Linked DNA regions of Homo sapiens: region 1 is linked to region 2. The links are chromatin loops, found by intact Hi-C in ENCODE. Cell type or tissue: endothelial cell of umbilical vein. All regions are shown on one strand. Links, peaks and the distances in the headings refer to the core of each region. The heading gives the core; the rest is flanking DNA.

Region 1 (9,950 bases), core at 1-8,000, 140 kb after region 2:
GCAGTGGGCTGGTTTGACCAACAGACCATACTTTGCTGACCCCTAAGATTCTCAAATGTCACTGAAGCTTTAGAGTTTAGAAATCCCATGACTTGGCGCTCGCTGAGGCTTGTAGATAATGAAGTCTTCCTGGATCCCTAGGGCAGAGGGTTGCCTCCCTGCCGAGTTCTCTTAAAAGTCTGGATCAAGCCTACTGACCATACCATGGAAAAAATGCTTGGATTGGGTTTTAAAAAATGGTGGGCAGCAGCTCACTTTCACAGAATTTTATTATCAGTATTTTCATGTTGTAAATGGTAGCCATCTTAGGCTAAAAGTATATTCACCTAATGGGCAGGTTAATCTTCCTTGACAGTTTAGTGTGTCCTAGGCATTGCGTGGAACAGAAAAATGCAGTCCCTACGTTTTGGTACAGATTCAGCCTACCAGAAATTGGACTGGACTCTAAAACTCTAACCATGCTGATTCTTTGGCTCCTCTCTTGGTGATTCTAGAAGGGGGCTGTCGTGGCAGATTCCAAAGAGGGAGAGGAAATGATACCAGGAAAAAAATTAAAAGAATGCGAATTTGAATACTTACCTAAAGTCTTGACCGAAGGGCAGCCCTCCTCTATTTGGAAAGTTGTTTTTCACTTCAGGAGGAACAACCAAGGTGACGAGGGGTGGAGCTACTGCACAACCAGCCACATCAGACAAGTCAACCTTGGCAGTCAGTGAAATGACAGCTGTTGATGTCAGAGCACTCCCATACTCTGCATTTATATAGTTTTTCATCTGCAAAGCAGTTTTTCTATGGCTGACAATTTGGCTGACAGGATGAAGCTGATAAGGAGAGCAAGTCTGATGAGGACTACTTGGAGTTTGGAGTTCTCTCTTCTGTTTTGGCCTGTGCCAAGCCCAAGGAAGTCCATGGCTGCATCTCTTCAACACCCCCCACCCACCCACCACCCACATCCTCACCACCTCCCCCAAACCACAAGAAGTTCCTTAGATTCTGGCCAAGATGTGCAATTTTGTCTGCCATGCCTTGCAGCACTTACCCTGGCTCCTCTTAGGTAGCACTTGCGGGGAGGGAGGAGGCTAATATGACAGTTTTCTTTGAGAATAGGTAAGAGTTCAGTGCATTGGTTAACCTGGCCTCTCTTCCCCCCAGTCTCTCAACTCCTTCCCTTTCTGCATGCACTTCTTGCACCACTTATCTTGTATCTCCCAGGAAACCAGTGGGGAAGCTTCACTTTCTCCACCCACATAGCAGAAAAGGCTCAGGCCCCTGCAGTGGGACGGTTGGCTTTTCTGGTCTAGTCACAGTCAGCCTGTGCTGAATGCTTCCTCTCCTGGGGCTTGAGAGAGGAAGGCTAAAGCAGCTGCCAGTCAAGCCCCTTCATCAGGCTTCTACACTCTTAGGTGGAAAATGCAAAATGGTGAAGACACTTAGACCTGCCCTGACGCCTCCAATCTAGTCAGCTTGTTTACTCTCCCTGGTTGGAACCATGGCCTGAGAGAACCAACCTGCAGTGAGCCAGGACGTGGAGCCCTGCAGTGGGACTTCTGGATGCCCTTTGGCACTGGCATACATTAGGCAGGAGTCATTGCCTCCAAGGCTGGTGTATGCGTGCATGTGCGCACACATACAGGTTGGCAAGTACTGGAGTTGGATTGTACTTTGTGCTGCATTTCCCTTACCTCCCACTGCTCCCTCACTTGGTCATAGTTTGCTTTTGGGGGGCCTGAGCAGAACTGAGCATCCTTAGAAAGCACCATGAGATAACTGGGTATCTGCTTTAAAGATAGGGGTGCTAGGGGGCCACTCATGTATACTCAGTGAGACAGAGTTGGCTCCTCAGATGCCACTGAATAGCCTGAAGTCGTTCCTTAATCTGCTTCCAACAGAGGTTAAAAACTCATCTGGGAAATCCTAGCAATAGCAGGATTATAAACTGAGATTGTTATTCTGTGATGCATCTGGTGACTAGCTGAGTCTCCTGAGTGGGTGGGTAGGGGGAAGGTCCCCTCACTGGAGGTAATTTCTGCCTACATGAAGGGGTTAAGCCCAGCGCCATGCTGGAGACGGGCTACTTCAAACCACCCTCCAGGGCAGTTCTGCCTTTCAGCTTGTCGTCTTTGTGCAGTGCTGGTGAGAACTGCTGAGGCTCTGCACACAATGCCTGACTAGTGTTTCATTCCTGGATCCCAGGACAGAAAAAGCAATTAAGATAAAAAACGAATATTCAAGCCTCTGCACTGCTGTTTTGCTGTTCCTGCTTCTTTGCATCCACTCCAGGCAGACTGCTGCTGCTCTCAGACAAATGGAATGGAAAGTATTCTTCCCCAATTTAAAACTTAAACAGAACTGCTTTCAGTGTGTGTGTGTGCGTGTGTGTGTGTGTGTATGTGAATGCCAATAAAGCACTTGGAGGAGGAGGGGACTGATCCTATTCCACGAGCCTGAAATGGGGAAAGGGAAACCAGGCTGTGGACCCTGGGAAGCCAGGGGTCCCTGCTCTGCATCTCCAATGCCTGAGGCAGGTGTTGCTCATTCTGTGGCTTCGGTAAACAGAGGGTCTGTGGCGATGCTGTTTGCTCCAGTTGCTCCTCCCTTCCTAGCTTGTCTGCTCCACTTTTCCCTCAGAAGGGCAGAATTAGGAGAGATTTAGATAGACTTGTGACCTGCAGCTCCCTACGAAGACCAGCTCCAGGAACTTCAGGCTGGACCTAGGGAGGAATTGTACTGACTCCGAGATCTGCAGTCTGCCCTGTGATTTGGGAACACCAGGTAGGCAGCACTTACGGCAAACTTCACTAGTCATGGCCGTGGTGGCATTTCTGGCAGGAGTTGGTAAGAGCTGACCTTGCATCTGGAAGGAAGAAATGTGTCCATGTTTTCTTATGATGGCCAGAACAACTCTCTGAGACTTAGATCCCCTGTCATTATCCATAACTGTTTATTGCCTAAGAAGCATAAAGCCCAAAGCCTGGCTCAGTGAAAGAGAAGGACAAGAACATAATAATACCACCTGTTTACATGTGTTTAATGCTTTGAATTTTCCAATTCCTATTAACATTCATTCTCTCATCAAACCCTCACAACATCCCTGTGAGGTAGGTCAGGCAATAAGTGGTTTGCCCACAGCCACACCAGTGATAGGGACGGAGTAAACCCATACTGCAGGTTTCCCAGCCCCCAAGCTGATGCACCTTTCATTTCATGTTACACAGGATCTTTGTGCCAACCAGACACAGGAGCATCAAGAGCACTACCAGAAGCCTCCCTGCTCTCTGAGCTTGCAGAGGGGACCCAGAAATGCTGGGCTTGAGGCATCAAGACCAGGGGTGCCCCCTGTAGGCCAAGCCAGGTAAACAGAAGGAAGGGCAGGAGTACTGGAAGTTCAGGCTCAACAGCCACCCCTGCCACCACCATAGGTCTCAGCCTAGCATACACTGTGTTCCCTACATATCTTGACCTTTGTCAGGTGCAAGTCTTATTAGTTTACTGAGAGGACTCAGTGCCCACTCCCAGACGAGAAGTCACTGCAAGGCGTGGCTAGCAGCAAGATTCCTGACTTCCTTCCCACAGTGCCTTCCCATTCTGTTACACTCTGCAGCCCAGGAAGGAGGGGGAAGGTGAGGGCTGACTGACTCAGCCTGCAAGTGCTTAGAGATCTGAAGCTGAAAGGCCCCAGCACCATTCAGCTAATGATTATTATTAACTCTGAACAGGCTTTAGCACAGCGGCCAGCTGGCTTAGGGAGGATGCCTGAATCTCCCACAGTGAGGTTTTCAAAACAAGACCTGGCTAGGCACGGTGGCTCACGCCTGTAATCACAGCACTTTGGGAGGCCGAGGCGGGCAGATCACGAGGTCAAGAGATCCTGGCCAACATGGTGAAACCCCATCTCTACTAAAAATACAAAAATTAGCTGGATATGGTGGCACGTGCCTGTAGTCCCAGCTACTCGGGAGGCTGAGGCAGGAGAATCGCTTGAACCTGGGAGGCAGAGGTTGCAGTGAGCCAAGATTCTGCCACTGCACTCCAGCCTGGCGGCAGAGTGAGACTCCGTCTTAAAAAAAACAAAAACCAAAAAAACCAGACCTACAGCAGCCATGCACGGGGGTGGAAGGGTGGGACGATGAGAAAGAAGGGATGGGCCAGTGAGTGCGGAAGGGCAGCCTGCCTTGTGAAAGGGTGGGGAGAGAGGAGGCCCAGGCTGGCAAGTGGTAACAGCCTACCACTTAAGAGCCAAGAAGGTGAGGCTGGAGGACTTCCCCAGATACAGAGCTGCTCCCATTCCATACCAACCCCAGCCATGATGGGGCTCAGAGGAGGGGTGGTTACAGAAAAGACGGGGGCTTGGGAGGGGTATCTGAACCCAGAAGGGTAATCTCATTTCCATTCAGATTTGGATACAGAAGCCATCTATATTTCTAATGTCCTCAAGGTTGAATCTGAATATAATCAAATTTGGAATATAATCAAATTTGGAATATAATCAAATTTGGAATCAGGACTTAGCTTGATATGAAAATTTGTGCAAATGACACGCAAATTTTTAAAATCTAAGCACCCTGCCCTGGCTTTTTTTTTTTTTTTAAAAAAAGGCAAAACAGGCTGACCACTAGCAGCTTTCCCTAGCCAGGGAGCAAGGACAAAAGGGCAACCATGTGCTTCTCCTCCAAGGCGTTTGCTTCCTTGCTGAGGAGCCAAGTGAATACCCCAGACATGAGCAGAATAAGGGAGGTGCGGGGAACAGAGGATGGCGGAGGAGGGAACACACAAGCAGGAGCCCATGCAGCTGGGAGCCACTGAGATCCCAGCTGGAGGAAGAGTGCCCTGGCACTGAGGTCTAATGGCTGTCCAGCTGCTGCCCCAGGATGTGAGGGCAGGTGGTGATGGAGGGAGAAATGGAAAAGAGGGGGAGGGAAGTCCCTCCACAATCCGGCCTGCCAGGATGAAGGGCTCCTCCTGGTGACCTATTCCCTACACTGCAGTCAGACCAGGCTAAGCAGGAGACCACCAGTGCCCTCCTCTCTGCTCTGTGCCCCTGCCCTCCAGGCCTGCTGGTCAGAAAGGCGACAGCTGGGGCCCCTTCCTCCTGCAGAATATAAATGACTCCCCCTTCCTCCCAGGGCTGGGAATAGACATCAGATGGCACAGCCCACGCAAACTGCCGGCTGTCAGCACGCCTGCCCGCCCGCCCACCAGCCCCCGCACCACCTGGGAGGAGGCAGCACCTCAGGCAGGCTCAGGCTTTACGGCATTGCCTGCTTGCTCTTAGAGCAAGCTGGTGAACTTTGCCTGGCCCTCCTACCCTGCGGCAGGTAGAAGGAGCCTCTCAGCACTGGCTGTGATGAGGAAAGAGGAGATGCAGTCCCTGGATCAAAATCACCGCAGGTGAAATTCTCCATGCAGCCCCAGTAACCGTTTCTTCTGAGTTCACACCACACTGGAGAGTTTGAGAGGAGGGAGGACAATGAAAGAGACAGGAACAATACCCCTCTGCACAGCAGGGGCCTCCTTTAGATGCTTGTCCTGGAGATGCAATCTCCCCCAGGAGGGGCATAATGAGTTACGTGGAGAGGACACTTCTGCCCTTGCTGTCCCCATTCTGTCCCCATACTATTGAATCAAACCAACCTCCTTACTTCTAAGCTACCCGGAGAGGAGGACCTGAATCTTCAGAAGACCAAGGACATCCACAACACTAACATCTAGGAACACCTGCCCCTGCTCCTGGGAACTGGAGCTCCAGCGCCTACATCCCAGGCTTCCCAGAGTTCCCTGTGAGCTATGTCGACTTGCCTCAGCAGCACTTTCCTGGCTCAGCTGTTGTCAGGCCTTGCCATGATCTAGGGAGATCCTATCTTCTCAACTGAGCCCAGACCACAGCTCAGCAGTCTAGCATCCAGTCCTCACCACCGAGGGCAGCCTGGGGAACTACTTTCAGCTGCAGCAAGGAGCGGGGTGGTCTCTGGAGGGAAGAGAGTCCAGCCCTCATTTGCCAGCTGGCACCAAACTCAGCCCCCTCTTGGACCAAAGAGCTGGGAAGAGATGACAACTGAGGAAAGCTTAGATAACAAGGGAAGAGGGGTAACCAGAGAAACTTTGTTTTCTTTGGATCAGAAAAGCCCTGCCCCACTTCCTTGGCCCTTATGAAATGCTTCAAAAAAGCTCCCAGAAGCTATGTGCTAAGGCAAGAACCTGAGCCCTAAGAAGGGCAAAGCATGAGATGCCTGGGGCTCCTTTGCCCTGAGAAGTGATTTCGGGGGAGGGAGCGCACGCAGGCCCTGCAGCCCTCAAGCCCGGATCCTGAGGTGGGCTGAAGGAAGATCTTAGCTGGGCTAGGCAGCCCAGCCAGCAGCCTTCGGCTTGGTTAAGCCAATGCCCTCCTGCTTCTCCAAAAGCTTTAAAGTGACTTTAGTGCCTTTACCGTCTTAGAGTCCAGAAGACCCTCACCTGAGTCCCTTCTTTCCACAGTGCCTGACCCCCTGTGCCCTGGCACAGGGACCAAATCAGCACAAATTTCTGAAGGGCCTCAAGGGCAGAGCTGTCCCTCCAGGGTAGTAAAGGGAGAGTAAAGAACTACCCCCTGAGTCTGCTAAGTGGTCCACGTGGTCCACAGCTGGGAGAGTGTTCTGAGACATCGACCTGACAGACGCTGTATATTAGAGAAGGAAGGGACTTAGAGATTGTTTAGAAACATTTCACAGATGAAGAAACAGTGGTCTTAAGATATGGAATGTACCTAAGGTTGTACAACAGAGCCTAAGAGGACCATATCCCATAAATAAGACCCATGGGCTCTCTCCACTACATCACACTGCTTTCTTAAAAGTAACCCAAATATCCCTGGATGCCATTCATAACTTACAGGAACCCAGTTTTTCATCAGGCACACAAGCAAGAAATGACCACCAGCACATCACTATCACCACCCAAAACTCTGTCTCTCATCAAGTAGAGGCTTCAGGATCAGGCTCTCCATCACCTTCCACTCATACCCAGTACATCTCCCCATTTTGACCCACTGAATTATTCCTCAACAATAGCAGCTTTGGTTTCTGCAGTCCCTGGACCAGCCAAGAAGTGCGAAAACCTGACCACTTCTTAAATAGATCCCTTATAGATCACCAAAGGAACCATGATGTTCAAGGCAAGCGTCCCACCTAGATTCAGCGTTCGCAGGAACTCACATTTCCATTTTCTTCCTCGGCAAGTAGGATCTGGAAATCTGGTGCATGATCACCAGGGCTGGATAGACGGGCAGTGCCAGGCACAGGTACCAGGCCGCACCTTTGATCTGGGCCTGGAACCATACTGAGTACATGCCCAGAAGCACCGTTACTGTAGCCATCAGGTAGACCACCAGTCCACATGTCAGATGGTAGAGCTTGAGGCGAGCCACCCTTGAGACCCTGGCTGCCCGGGGACAAAGGAGGCAGAGCCCACACAGTGCCTGGACAGCAGTGGCCAGCAGTGTCAGGGCTCCCACCCAGCTGTGCCAGGACACCAGATGAGGCAGCTCACTGCGGGTCCTGCTGGAGATGATGAAGCCCAGGCCCAGAGCTGCACAGAGGATGGCTAGGGTCTGCCCTGCCCAGTGGAGCCGGATCCGTGCTTTTCGGGAGCAGAAGAAGAACAGGGAGTGTTCAGGTGAGAAGAGTAGGATGGCTTCAGCCATGCAGAGGCAGAACTGTGAACATAGGAGAGAGCCAGTAAGCCTCATGTCTGGCTTGGAGGCCTGAGAAAAAGGAGGTGCTCTCATACATCCTAACAAAGAGGACAAAGGGTAAGGGTTAAATAAGTTCAACCAGGACCACCAGCCTCACAGCTCAACATTTCTGGGAACATTTGGGAATCAGCACTTGAGTGCACGTCTCCTCATTCAGGTTGACATCTCCCCATCCCAACCTCTACAATGACTCCCATTTCTTGACCAGTGGAGTAGCAAATGTTAAACTTCTTCCTGAACTTTGGGGACAAGTCGGGAGATGACCGGATAACACCTCTCCCCCCTTCTCCTTTCCGGCCCCAATGGAGAAAGAAATTATCTTCCATGCCCTCCCGCCCTTTTCAACCATCTGACAACTGCCTATGGCCCAGCCCTCCAGGTTTCCCAATCCCATAGGCTGCAGGGAAAGATGAGCCCTAGATGTTTCCTCCACCTGTCTTAGCCTTAGAAAGGCTGAGCTTTCTGAAAGCTGGGTGCTTCCCTGGGAGAATGAGGTGAGGAATACCCAAACAAATCAGATAGAAGCCTAAACTCACCGCCAAGGCCATGAATACAGGGTGCCAGGAGAAAAGACCTAAGAATCAAAGAGAACAGGCTGAGGGCTTGGTACCATTGTTCCTGCCCCTGTAGCTAGGTGGAACCCAAAGAATCTAGCCACAGGAGAAAAGTACCATCCCCAATCCTAATCGGGCACAGGAACTAAGGACAAAGTGGAGCAGCCAAGGAGCCCCAGGGTGAGCAACCAAGAGGGCCTCCTTATCCACACACATACAACAGTTTGGCCCGGGTTCCCCGTTCAGCACCTCTCAGCTGGCAGCCCAGTCCTCTGCCCCTTTTTTGTTTTTTGTTTTTTTTGGTTGTTGTTTTTTGTTTTTTTTTTGATACGGAGTCTCGCTCTGTCGCACAGGGTGGAGTGCAGTGGTGCAATCTCGGCTCACTGCAGCCTCCACCTCCCGGGTTCAAGCGATTCTCCTCCCTCAGCCTCCCAAGTAGCTGGAACTACAGGCGCGCGCCATCACGCCTGGCTAATTTTTGTATTCTTAGTAGAGACGGGGTTTCACCATGTTGGCCAGGCTGGTCTCGAACTCCTGACCTCAAGTGATCCACCCGCGTCGGCCTCCCAAAGTGCTGGGATTTCAGGCATGACCCACCGCGCCCGGCCTCCTTCACTTCTATCCTCCATCAGGGGACCTGTTTCTGAGGAAGTAGTTCGGTCTGTTCAATCGTCTGCCCTTCCCCCACAGCACCCAAAACCCCATTATTCCAGGATCCCTGGGGCCCCGCCCCACCAGGCCCTCAAAATCCCTCCACTGTTTCTGTCTCCCCTTTACTGCTGGGGTCCCTCCTCCAAGTCTCCCGGGGCTCCCAAGCGCTGCCCCTCCAGCATCTCCACTCCGCCCCCTTCCGCAACCCCGCCCCGCACACTCACTGGTTCCTGGCCGGGACAGCGCTGTCAGAAAGATGGTGAAGCCCAAAGCTACCAGGTGCGCCAAGATCCCACTGCCTCTCCGCAGCCAGCGGGTCAGTCTCGGCTCCCCAGCTGGAGCGGGAACCAGACCTACCTCCAGGGGCTGCATGGCCGTGGCCCGCGGGCCCGTACACTCCAGCTGCCCGAACACGTCTTCCGGGTTTGCGATCGCGGAGGCGGTGGCGGCTGCAGGAGAGGCTCCTCCCCGGGGACGCCGCCGGCAGTGCGGCGGAGTGGCCCACAGCGCCCTCTGGGGGCTGGGGGGGAAACGCGAGTGCCCCGGAGAGGCCCGCTCCCGCGAGAGCCCGGAGGCAGAAGGGGACCGAACAGTTCCCAGCCCACCTTCATTTGTATCTGTGTGTCTGTCTACAAGGGCCTAAATCCCAAGCAGCCTGTGGAAATTACTTTTGTGGCAAACGATTTCAGTGAAACCCCAAATCACACACTTGGTACGCTGAACCAAGACTGTGAAACAAGTGTTTGGAGCCGATTTCTAGTAGTACTGGATTTCCCTGGCTGTGCACTGTCTCCTGTCACCTCATTTTGTCTTGTTCAGGGAACAAGCTTCCTCCATGCCTAAGAGCAAGGAGAATAGGAAAGGACATCGCCAAAATATAGTGCCTTGAACCTGGTGGACCAAAGGAGGGAAATGCAAGTCTCCTCTCGCATCTGCACGGGAGTGGTCCCCAGCGAGATAAATGGAAAAACTAGGGCACTCCCAGCCCTGCCGCCTCCTCAGCAGCTGCTCAGCCCTGA
Region 2 (9,834 bases), core at 6-8,005:
CGTGTACAAAAGTTCCAATTTCTCCTCAACAGCACTTGTTACCAGTTGGGAGCTTGTCTCACTTTCTTTACCTTTTTTTTTTTTTTTTTTTTTTTTTTTTTTGACAATAGCCACTCTAACAGGTGTGAAGTGATATTTCATTGTGGTTTTGATTTGCATTTCTCTTATGATTAGTGATGTTGAGCATCTTTTCATATACCTGTTGGCCATTTGTATGCTTTCTTTTGAGAAATGTCTATTCAAGTCCTTTGCAAGGATGGCTCATCATATGTAAAACAATTAATGTGACACACCACGTTAACAAAATGAAGGATAAACATCAAATGATCATCTCAATAGATGCAGAAAAAGCATTTGACAAAATTCAACATCTTTTCATAGTAAAAACTCTCAACAAACTAGGTATAAAAGGAATTTTCCTTGACAAAATAAAGACCATATATGACAAGCTCACAGCTAACATTATACTCAACAATGAAAAACTGAAAGCTTTGTCTGTAAGATCAGGAACAAGGCAAAGAATACCCGCTCTTGCCACTTCTAGTCAACATAGTACTGGAAGTCCTAACGGAGCAATTAGGCAAGGAAAAGAAATTTAAAAGTCATACAAATTGGAAACGATTAAGTAACACTATCTCTGTTTGCAGATGACATAATCTTATATGTAGAAAACCCTAAAGACTCCACACACAAAAAAAAACTTAGAATGAATAAACAAATTCCATAAAGTTGCAGGATACAAGATCAACATACAAAAGTTAGTTATGTTTTGGTACACTAACAACAAAGTATCCAAAAGAAAATTACAAAAAACAATCCCATTTGCAATAGCACCAAGAAGAATAAAATACTTAGGAATAAACTCAACCAAGGAGATGAAAGACTTGTATGTAACACTGATGAAAGAAATCAAAGAAAACTACATAATATTGATGAAAGAAATCAAAGAAGACACAAGTAAATGGAAAAACATCCCATGTTTATAGATTGAAAGATCTAATAATGTTTAAATGTTCACGCTACTTTGATCTACAGATTCAATGTAATCCCTATCAAAATCTAATGGCATTTTTTTTTTTTTTTTGAGACAAAGTCTCACTCTCTTGCCCAGGCTGGAGTGCAGTGGTGCGATCTCAGCTCACTGCAACCTCTGCCTCCTGGGTTCAAGCAGTTCTCCTGCCTCAGCCTCCCGAGTAGCTGGGATTACAGGCACCCGCCACCATGCCTGCCTAATTTTTATATTTTTAGTAGAGACGGGGTTTTACCATGTTGGCCAGGCTGGTCTCGAACTCCTGACCTCAGGTGATCCACCCATCTTGGCTTCCCAAAGTGCTGGGATGACAGGCATGAGCCACCACACCCAGCCTCTAATGGCATTTTTTTACAGAAATAGGAAAAAATAATCCTAAAATTCATATGGAACCACAAAAGATCCCAAATAACCAACACAATCTTGAGAAAGAAGAACAAAGCTGGAGGCATCAACTTCCTGATTCCAAAATATATTACAAAGCTATAGTAATTAAAACAGTATGGTACTGTCATATAAACAGACACAAGGACCAATGGAACAGAACAGACAGCCCAGAAATAACCTAAGTGTATATAATCAACTGATCTTCAACAGGGTGCCAAGAATACACAATGGACAAACGATGGCCTCTTTAACAAATGGTTTTGGGAAAACTGAATATGGACATACAAAAGAATAAAATTGGACCCCTGTCTTACACCACACTCAAAAATGAGCTCACAATGGATTAAAGATTTAAATATAACACCTAAACCTATAAGACTCCTAGAAGAAAACATAGGAGAAAGTCTTCATGACATTGGTCTAAGCGATGATTTCTTTTATATATCAAAAGCACAGGCAACAAAAGCAAAAATAGACGAATGGAACCACATCAAACTAAAAACCTTCTGCACAGCAAAAGAAACAACAGTGAAAAGGCAGTCTATGGAATTGGAGAAAATATTTGCAAACCACATATCTGAGAAGAGGTTAGCTAACATCCAAAATACATATAGAACTCCCACAACTCAATAGCAAAAATTACTTTAAAGCTTTTAACTATAGCCTTAAAATATAATTGAATAAAATATGTGTATATTAAATGTATTTTGAATAAACTGTAGTAACTTTTCTAAATAAACAGAAAATCATACCTTATTCTGTACACATACCTGTATCTCTCTGCATTAGTGTATCCAGTACAATTAACCATCTACTCTCATTATTATATTTAATTAGAGTAACCAATCTTCTTGTTTTCTCAAAAAAAAAAAAAAAAAAAAAGCCCCGAGAAAAGAAAGTTTAAAACTGTCCAGCTAAGACTGGCCACGGTGCCACCATGCCCAGCCCAGTACTGATATTTTCTGAGATTTGATCTCACACTTGGCTGCGGGGCTTTTACCTAATTCCTTTGAGAACAATCCTGCCTCTGCTACCTTTGGCCAGCTATTGGAAGGGGCATCCAGCTCTCTGCCAGCCACCTCACCCTACTCAGACAGGGGGCCCAACTCCACCTCAAACCAGGAGAAGTGGAAAAGAGTCTTTTTTCCTGCTGTTCGTCTGAAGGTGCAGGTCATCCCTAAGTGCACGTGGCAGTCCAGGTCTCCCCTGTGCCCTGGAACATCCTTCTCCCTGGCCTCTGCTCCTGGGTGTCTTGAGAAACATAACTTCTTGATCACCAATTTAAGTATGACAGTGGGGTTTAGAAAAAAGCTATGTTCCCTTTAAAGAAGGGGCTTATTTGCTTTTGCTAATAATCCCAGCCAATACTTACTGAGTGTCTATGACTTGTCTACTATATATACCTCCTCACCAAATTCTCAAAACATCTCTTTGAATTATTTCTTTCTTCCCTCATTTTATGGATGAGAAAACTGAGGCTCAGGAAAATTAAGTAACTTGCCCAAGGACACACAGCTAGCAAGTCACCAAGTTGTATCTGACCAGTCCAGTCAACCCCAAGACCTGGGTCTACCCAGGACACCACACTGCCTACAAAACGCTGCAGGGTGAAACCACAGGATCCAAAGAGCCAACAACAATCCAAGACTTTCCAGACACCGTGGGGGCTGATAGTAGACAAACTTGGCCCTAGGCCAAGAGGCCCTCACGTGCCAAGCACTGTAGGCATTTCTTAGAATTCTTTGTGTCTTTTGTTTTCATTATCAGCAAGAAATGCTACTTCACAAGGCTGGAATATTTCGTGTAATGTGATCCTATAAACACACGCTAAGCGGGGAGTAAACAAGGCAGCAGACATGCCGGAGAGAGACCTGAGCCCGAATGCGTGGGAAAGCTTCAGAGCAGTGCACCGGGGAACACAAACATCATTGGCTGCAAAAAAGGTCCCTGTAATGACCTTTGTCATTTGGGGTTTACTGTTGCTGTTTCCCTAAATACAAAGAAAGTGCACAAAGAGGCCAGGCGCAGTGGCTCACGCCTGTAATTCCAGCACTTTGGGAGGCCGAGGCGGGTGGATCACGAGGTCAGGAGATCGAGACCATCCTGGCTAACACGGTGAAACCCCGTCTCTAAAAATACAAAAAATTAGCTGGGCGTGGTGGCGGGCGCCTGTAGTCCCAGCTACTCGGGAGGCTGAGGCAGGAGAATGGCGTGAACCCGGGAGGCGGAGCTTGCAGTGATCCGAGGTGGCGCCACTGCACTCCAGCCTGGGCGACAGAGCGAGACTCCGTCTCAAAAAAAAAAAAAAAGACAAAGAAAAAGCAAAGAAAAGAAAGCAAGTGCACAAAGAGAGAATGAGGTCAAGTGGGGGAGGCAATGAGTTCAATCTGGCAGGAATGCACAGCAGGTTATAAAGATGGCCCCAGAACACGGGAGCTGGGCCATGGATGCATGCAGGGGTTTGACCTGGGGTTGGGGGGACAAGCAGGAATCTCCAGGTAGCAATCTTGGTGGTGGTGGGGTTCTGGCAGCTCTGCCTGTGGTGCAGCATCAGGGGTTAAGGACGTCCTCCAGAGGAGCGGCGAGGGAAACTAGGGGTGTCAGTAGACGATCTGGGATTCCAGGCCGCCTCCAGCCTGGCTGAGAACTGCCGGATCAAACAGAAAGCAGAGGTGATGCTTTCTCATTCAGACGGGGCTGGGTGGGAAGGAAAGGCTGTGGCTTTATGGCACACACAAAGTGTGTGGGGTCAGGACATACCGCAGATCCCCAGCTCCCTGAACCCTCCGCCTGCCTCTCCCGCGCTGGCCCAGCCCCGCAGGCAGAGGCACGAGCCATTGATGCAGTATTTGAAGGTGGCTGAACCCAAGCAGGAGGTGCAGCCTCTACCCGAGAGGGGGTGCAGGCAGAAGAGTGGGAGAGAAGCCTGGAGGTCTCCTGTGGCCAACGGGCCCCATGCCTGCCCCTCAGCAGCATGGGATGACTGGCGAACCCCAGCCGACCCCACATTTACTAGACTCCACGGCTACCGGTAGGGTTACAAGTTTAAGTGACTCTGAGGCCTAAACCTCCGCCCGATTTCTGGGGAGAGTCCAGCAGCGCGCCCTGGTGGCCAACCGTGCACCTCCCAGGTAGGGAAAGGCCCGCGGGGTCCCTCCTGCCTGCGGGATCCTCAGGCCAGTCCCGCGGGCGCTGCTCTGCTCTCAGCGCTACCCACCTGCAAGGGGCACGGCTCTGACCACAGTAGAGGGACAGCCCGTTAGGCGCCACCTCGCAGCTACAGCTCTTTGGGCTTTTCGGTTCTTTGAGCAGGAACTTAAGCCACATTCCCCAGGGACCAAGAAAGAGTTTTGGAGCACCCTTGGTGCAACCCCAGAAAGTAGCATTCGGAGAACATTGGCCACCCTTTATTCAATAGCTGAATGGTGGCTACTTTGCGCCTATTATTTTATTTCTTACCACCTCTCCATGAAATAAGTAGTGTTATTAGCCTCTTTTTACTATTAAGAACACTGAGGTTGGTTTTTTTCTTTTTTTTACATTGAAGTGAAATTCACATAATATAAAATGAACAATTTTAGAGTGAACAATTCCGTGGCAATTAGTACATTCACAATGTTGGGCAGCCACCACCTCTATCCAGTTTCAAAATATTTTTATCACCCCCAAAAGACACCCATACCCATTAAGCAGTTGCTTCCCATCACCCCACTTCCCCAGCCTCTGGAAACCACCAATCTGTATATGTCTCTACAGATTTACTTATTCTGGGTATTTCACATAAATACAGTCATACAGCACGTGATCTTTGTGTCTTGTCTGGCTTGTATTGCTCAGCATAATGTTTTCCAGGTTCATCCACTGAATGGAAGAATCAGTACTTTATCCCTTTTATGGCTGAATGATATTTCATTATATGGATATAACACATGTTGTTTATCCATTTATTTGTTGATGCACATTTGGACTATTTTCACCTTTCGGCTATTGTGAACATTACTGCTGTACACATGAGTGTGTGTGTGTGTGTGTGTGTGTGTGTGTATAATTTTTATTTATTTATTTTTTGAGACAGAGTCTCACTCTGTCACCCAGGCTGGAGTGCAGTGGCACAATCTCGGCTCACTGCAACCTCCGCCTCAGGGGTTCAAGCGATTCTCCTGCCTCAGCCTCCTAAGTAGCTGGGATTACAGGCATGTAATCCGGCTAATTTTGTATTGTTTTAGTAGAGACAGGGTTTCACCATGTTGGTCAGGCTGGTCTCGAACTCCTGACCTCAGGTGATCCACCTGCCTCGGCCTCCCAAAGTGCTGGGATTACAGGCATGAGCCACCATGCCCAGAGAGTGTACATATATTTTTGAAGTGCCAGTTTTCACTTCTTTGGGGAATATACCTGGGAGGGGAATTGCTGGGTCATGTGGTAATTGTATTCTAACATTTTGGGGAACCATCAAACTGTTTTTCATAGTGGCTGCACAACTGTACATTTCCACGTGCAATTATGAGGGTTCCAATTTCCCCACATCCTTGCAACACTGATTTTCCATTCTTGTCTTATTGTAGTCATCCTAGTGGGTGTAAAGTTGCGCTGAGGCTTATGTGGATAGGGTGGGTGAGACTGAGAAACCCAAGGCCTACAGCTTGGATAGAAAAGTGCTTTCTGCAGACCTGTCCCTCTCTATTGGCCCCACCACCTCCCCTCTAGTAGCCCATGCCAACCCCAACCCTAACTCCATAAGAGGCCAGCAAATCTTCTTTTCTATCCCGTGCCACGTGGCGAGCTCGGTCATCCTCTTTAAGCCAAATCTCCTCAGTCAGAGGGCCATCATTTTGTCTCTCACCTTAATACCAAGAACCTAACCTTGGAGCCCCAAGTGTCCTTCCTGGGCTCTGCTATGGCCCTGTGTCCTTACCCAAGATCAGCAGGTTCCCAGGGCTAAGCACACACGGGGAACAATTATTGGACTAAGTGCCATGGGACAAGCTTCTTGTGCCAGCAGAGCCTCTCTCTCTCTCTTTGAGGGAGGCAAGGAGATCCTCTGGTTTCCATCTCAGGGAGGCACTGGTCTGAGAGTGAAGGGCAGTGCCATCCTCTTCTACCGTGGGCCTTTGGAGCACTGACCCCACACCAGAGCAGGATGGGAAGATGCCCCCAACACAGTCCCCAAATGCCTTCCTCCTTCCTGCTCCTCCATGCAGGCTCTCCCCATCCATCTGGTCAAAGCCAATCTCCTCCTTGGAGACTTATCCAAGTGCCCCAGACCCTAGAGCTTCCTCCATGTCCTGACTACCCACAGCCCATGTAATCTTCTGCCAGGGCTCTTAGCAAGGAGCTTTATCTCCTGGGGTGTGACCAGTCTATGAGGCTGACAATTAGGCCTTCCTCAAAGCTCTGAAGGTTACTGGAAAATCCACTCAGAGATGAAATAAACACCCCCAGAAAGGCCAGGCATGGTGGCTCATGCCTGTAATCCCAGCACTTTGGGAGACCAAGGTGTGTGGATTGCTTGAAGCCAGGAGTTTGAGACCAGCCTGGGCAATATAGTGAGACCTCATCTCTATAAAAAGTACAAAAATTAGCTGGGTGTGGTGGTGTGCGCCTATAATCCCAGCTACCCGGGAGGCTGAGGTGGGAGGATTGCTTAAGCCCGAAGGTGGAGGTTGCAGTGAGCCAAGATCATGCCAGCCTGGGCTATAGAGCAAGACCCGGTCTTGAAAAACAAAAACAAAACACGCCTGCAGACATCATCTAGAAATTCAGAGGCATTCCACATGAAGAGCAGGAGTCTGGAAACCCCATTAGGTTTTGCCGATGTAAAAGAAGATATGGCCTAACCACACATGGCCCACATTATCTGGAGGAAAAATGTGGTCACGAGATAATGTGGGTGGTGTGGGGGCTTAGGACAGGACAGGCAAAAAGCCAGTGTGTGCATGTGGCTCCAGCCTTGCCCTGCAGAAACGGGGTCCACCTCAGCTAGTGGCAGTGCAGCTCTCCTAGTAGGGATCCTGGCATGAGCCTAAGCCATAGCTCTCACTGGAGGGGTCATACATGAGCTAGCCTGCCCACCAGGCTGGTGAGTGGGGCCCCAAGTGTGCCCGCTGCAGAGTTAGTGGGCATGGGTGCCTAGAGAGGGTGCCCCAGCCCATCCATTCCCAGAACCCAGCCTCAGGCAGAAGCTGTTCTCAGGAGGTACCGCCACCCTGTGGACCAGTTGGGTACTGCACAAGGACTACCAGCCAAAGGGCAAGCAGGAGCTGAAACCCAGCCTACACTCTGCTCACCCAAAAACTCAGGCTGCACAGCTGCAGTCACCTGGAGGGAGAGACACTCTACCAAAATATGCCCTTCGTTCTTTGAGCTTTCAGGGGTATATCTGCCCAGGAGGCTCACCTTTTCCTAACTCACACAAAGGTGGCATGAGGATGTTTCAGCTCTGGGTTTGTGCGTGACCCCAGGGCTCAAGCAGCCCAGCAGGGTATCTGGTGCACAGGGAGAGGACGTGACAGAGGGAAAGGAGAGAGCCGTGCACTGGGCTTCTTCAGGGTGGGGCTCTGGCCGGCCACTCTGGGGACACTGAGGCATGAATATGCACACTCCCATGGCAACCCGAGGTGATTGGCAGCTCTGTGGGCACTGAGAAGTATTCAGCTGCAGGACACAACTGGGTGGAGTGGGGGCTGCTGGAGCTTCAGTTGATTTACAGACTCATGTAGGATGCTGCCTGGAACGTTCAGACCTGGATAGGTGACATCCTCCAAGAGTAGGCACAAGAACTAGTGGCATCAGTGAGAATGCAGCTACACGTGCACCCTCAGGCTGTGGGCACTCCAGAGACCCCCAGCCAGGCTGACACAGATGTCAGGTGGGTTACATGCTGCGCGAGAGCCTCTGGGTGATCAGAGACTGCAAGCCAGCCTGTGCTCTGCTGGCCAAGCTGTGCTCCCCATCAGGAGGCTGTGTCTACCCAAGGAAGGGACATCTTTTTCTAAACCCACAAAGGCACTTTCTGGGCAGAAGGGCTCTGCTCAAGTGCACATGGGTGCAGAGGAGAAGGAGGCCCAGGGCTGACCCAGACTCTTCGAAACCCTGGTTCCAATATATTGCTCATCAAGCCACTTCTGGTTGACTTTTTAAAAAAAATCCTGTGCTTGTTGTTTTCAGTCTTTATTGTAAGCTGATAAGTAGCTTATCAGCTCCTGTGTGCTGGGTTAGAGGGAGTTGGTTTCTATGGGCAGTCACATTTGCATGAGGGAACGGAGTGAGGGCCTGACCAGTGGCCTCCTGAACACCAGCTGCTGGTCCATCTTGCATCTGTCCACCCAGGGCTTTCGATGAACACCATGGAGAAGCCTCTCCTCCTCTCGCCCCTCCTCCTTCCACCTTGCCCCAGCACCTGCTTCTCTCCCAACCAACTTCCATCCTGACTCCAGGCTCTGAGGAAAGAGCTGCAAGGAAAGGCGAGGCACCTGCAGCAGGTATTGGCCTCCTGGCCTGCTGGGGAGAAGGAAGAGGTGGGTAGAGAGAGGGAGGCAGCGAGGAAGCCATCAGGAAGGCAGGAGGACCAGCTAGGAGCAGGCTCACCCACGCTACGAGGCAAGGAATATTCCCCAACAAGGGAGCAGTTGGTGGGCCGCTGGGTATTGTCCCAGGTTCCCCTGCTACCCTGTGACAAAACCCGAAGGCCGCTTATCTCAGCCGTATCCTGGCTGGATGTCGCTGTGTCTCAGCTGATGTGAGATTCAGATGCTCTGAGACAGCCTGGTCATGCAGGATTCTGGAGGTTGCCAGTCCACTGGAGAAGATACGCCATAATGGCTCCACTTGGAATCTGGAGTCAGATGGGCCTGGGGCTGAGTCCTGGCTCTACCTGATGACCGCTGAGTGACCAGAGCTGATTACTTAATTTCTTTGTGCATTAGGATAACCATCTGTGAAATACGGATAACGCTAATACATACTACACAGTGCTGCTGTGAGGGTTTAAAAAGAACAGTTATTCAGGGAAAGAAATGAGATAAATGGGAGTTAGCTGATGGGGCCAGGAGTAGAAGAGCAGGAGCAGGGGCGAAAGAGGCTGAGATGAGGGTGGGGCGCCAAGCCTCCACAGCTGCCCAGGAGGTGCACTGGGATTCAGAGCCAGCAGGGGCTCTCCCAGAGGGTGCGCAGGCCCAAGGTGGTAGGAAAAGTGAGAGGAGGGAGCTCAGCGGAGTTAAACAGACACACATGAGGCCAGGCGCAGTGGCTCATGCCTGTAATCCCAGCACTTTGGGAGGCCAAGGCGGGCGAATCACCTGAGGTCAGGAGTTCGAGACCAGCCTGGCCAACATGGTGAAACCCCATCTCTACTAAAAATACAAAAATTAGCCAAGCGTGGTGGTGGGCACCTGTAATCCCAGCTACTTTGGGAGGCT

The links. Peaks named below come from ENCODE experiments on the same cell type or tissue, not always from the same donor. Only the 100,000 strongest peaks of a DNase experiment are listed, where the experiment ranks them.
Region 1: it touches region 2 in a loop (5-fold over the local background); 3 of 110 quality-filtered maps call a loop at or near these places.

The regions. Positions count from the first base shown.
Region 1 is chr1:109,493,493-109,503,442 of GRCh38, reverse strand. CYB561D1 (cytochrome b561 family member D1) reads right to left here and starts at 9,349. Exons shown (of 3, transcript NM_182580.3): 1 at 9,156-9,349; 2 at 8,263-8,300; 3 at 3,008-7,687. The coding sequence starts at 9,303. The coding sequence ends at 7,184. RefSeq lists enhancers at 3,455-3,954, 8,709-9,209, 9,199-9,278 and silencers at 4,802-5,096, 9,349-9,578. In endothelial cell of umbilical vein, for the core only: CTCF peaks have their summits at 3,338 (motif pointing left) and 4,970 (motif pointing left); a DNase peak (open chromatin) is centred at 4,872.
Region 2 is chr1:109,638,197-109,648,030 of GRCh38, reverse strand. No RefSeq gene overlaps it. Among named protein-coding and RNA genes, the nearest start is that of GSTM4, 13 kb to the left of the region's middle. RefSeq lists enhancers at 3,102-3,975, 4,350-4,644. In endothelial cell of umbilical vein, for the core only: CTCF peaks have their summits at 4,526 (motif pointing left) and 7,629 (motif pointing left); DNase peaks (open chromatin) are centred at 3,120, 4,510 and 7,630.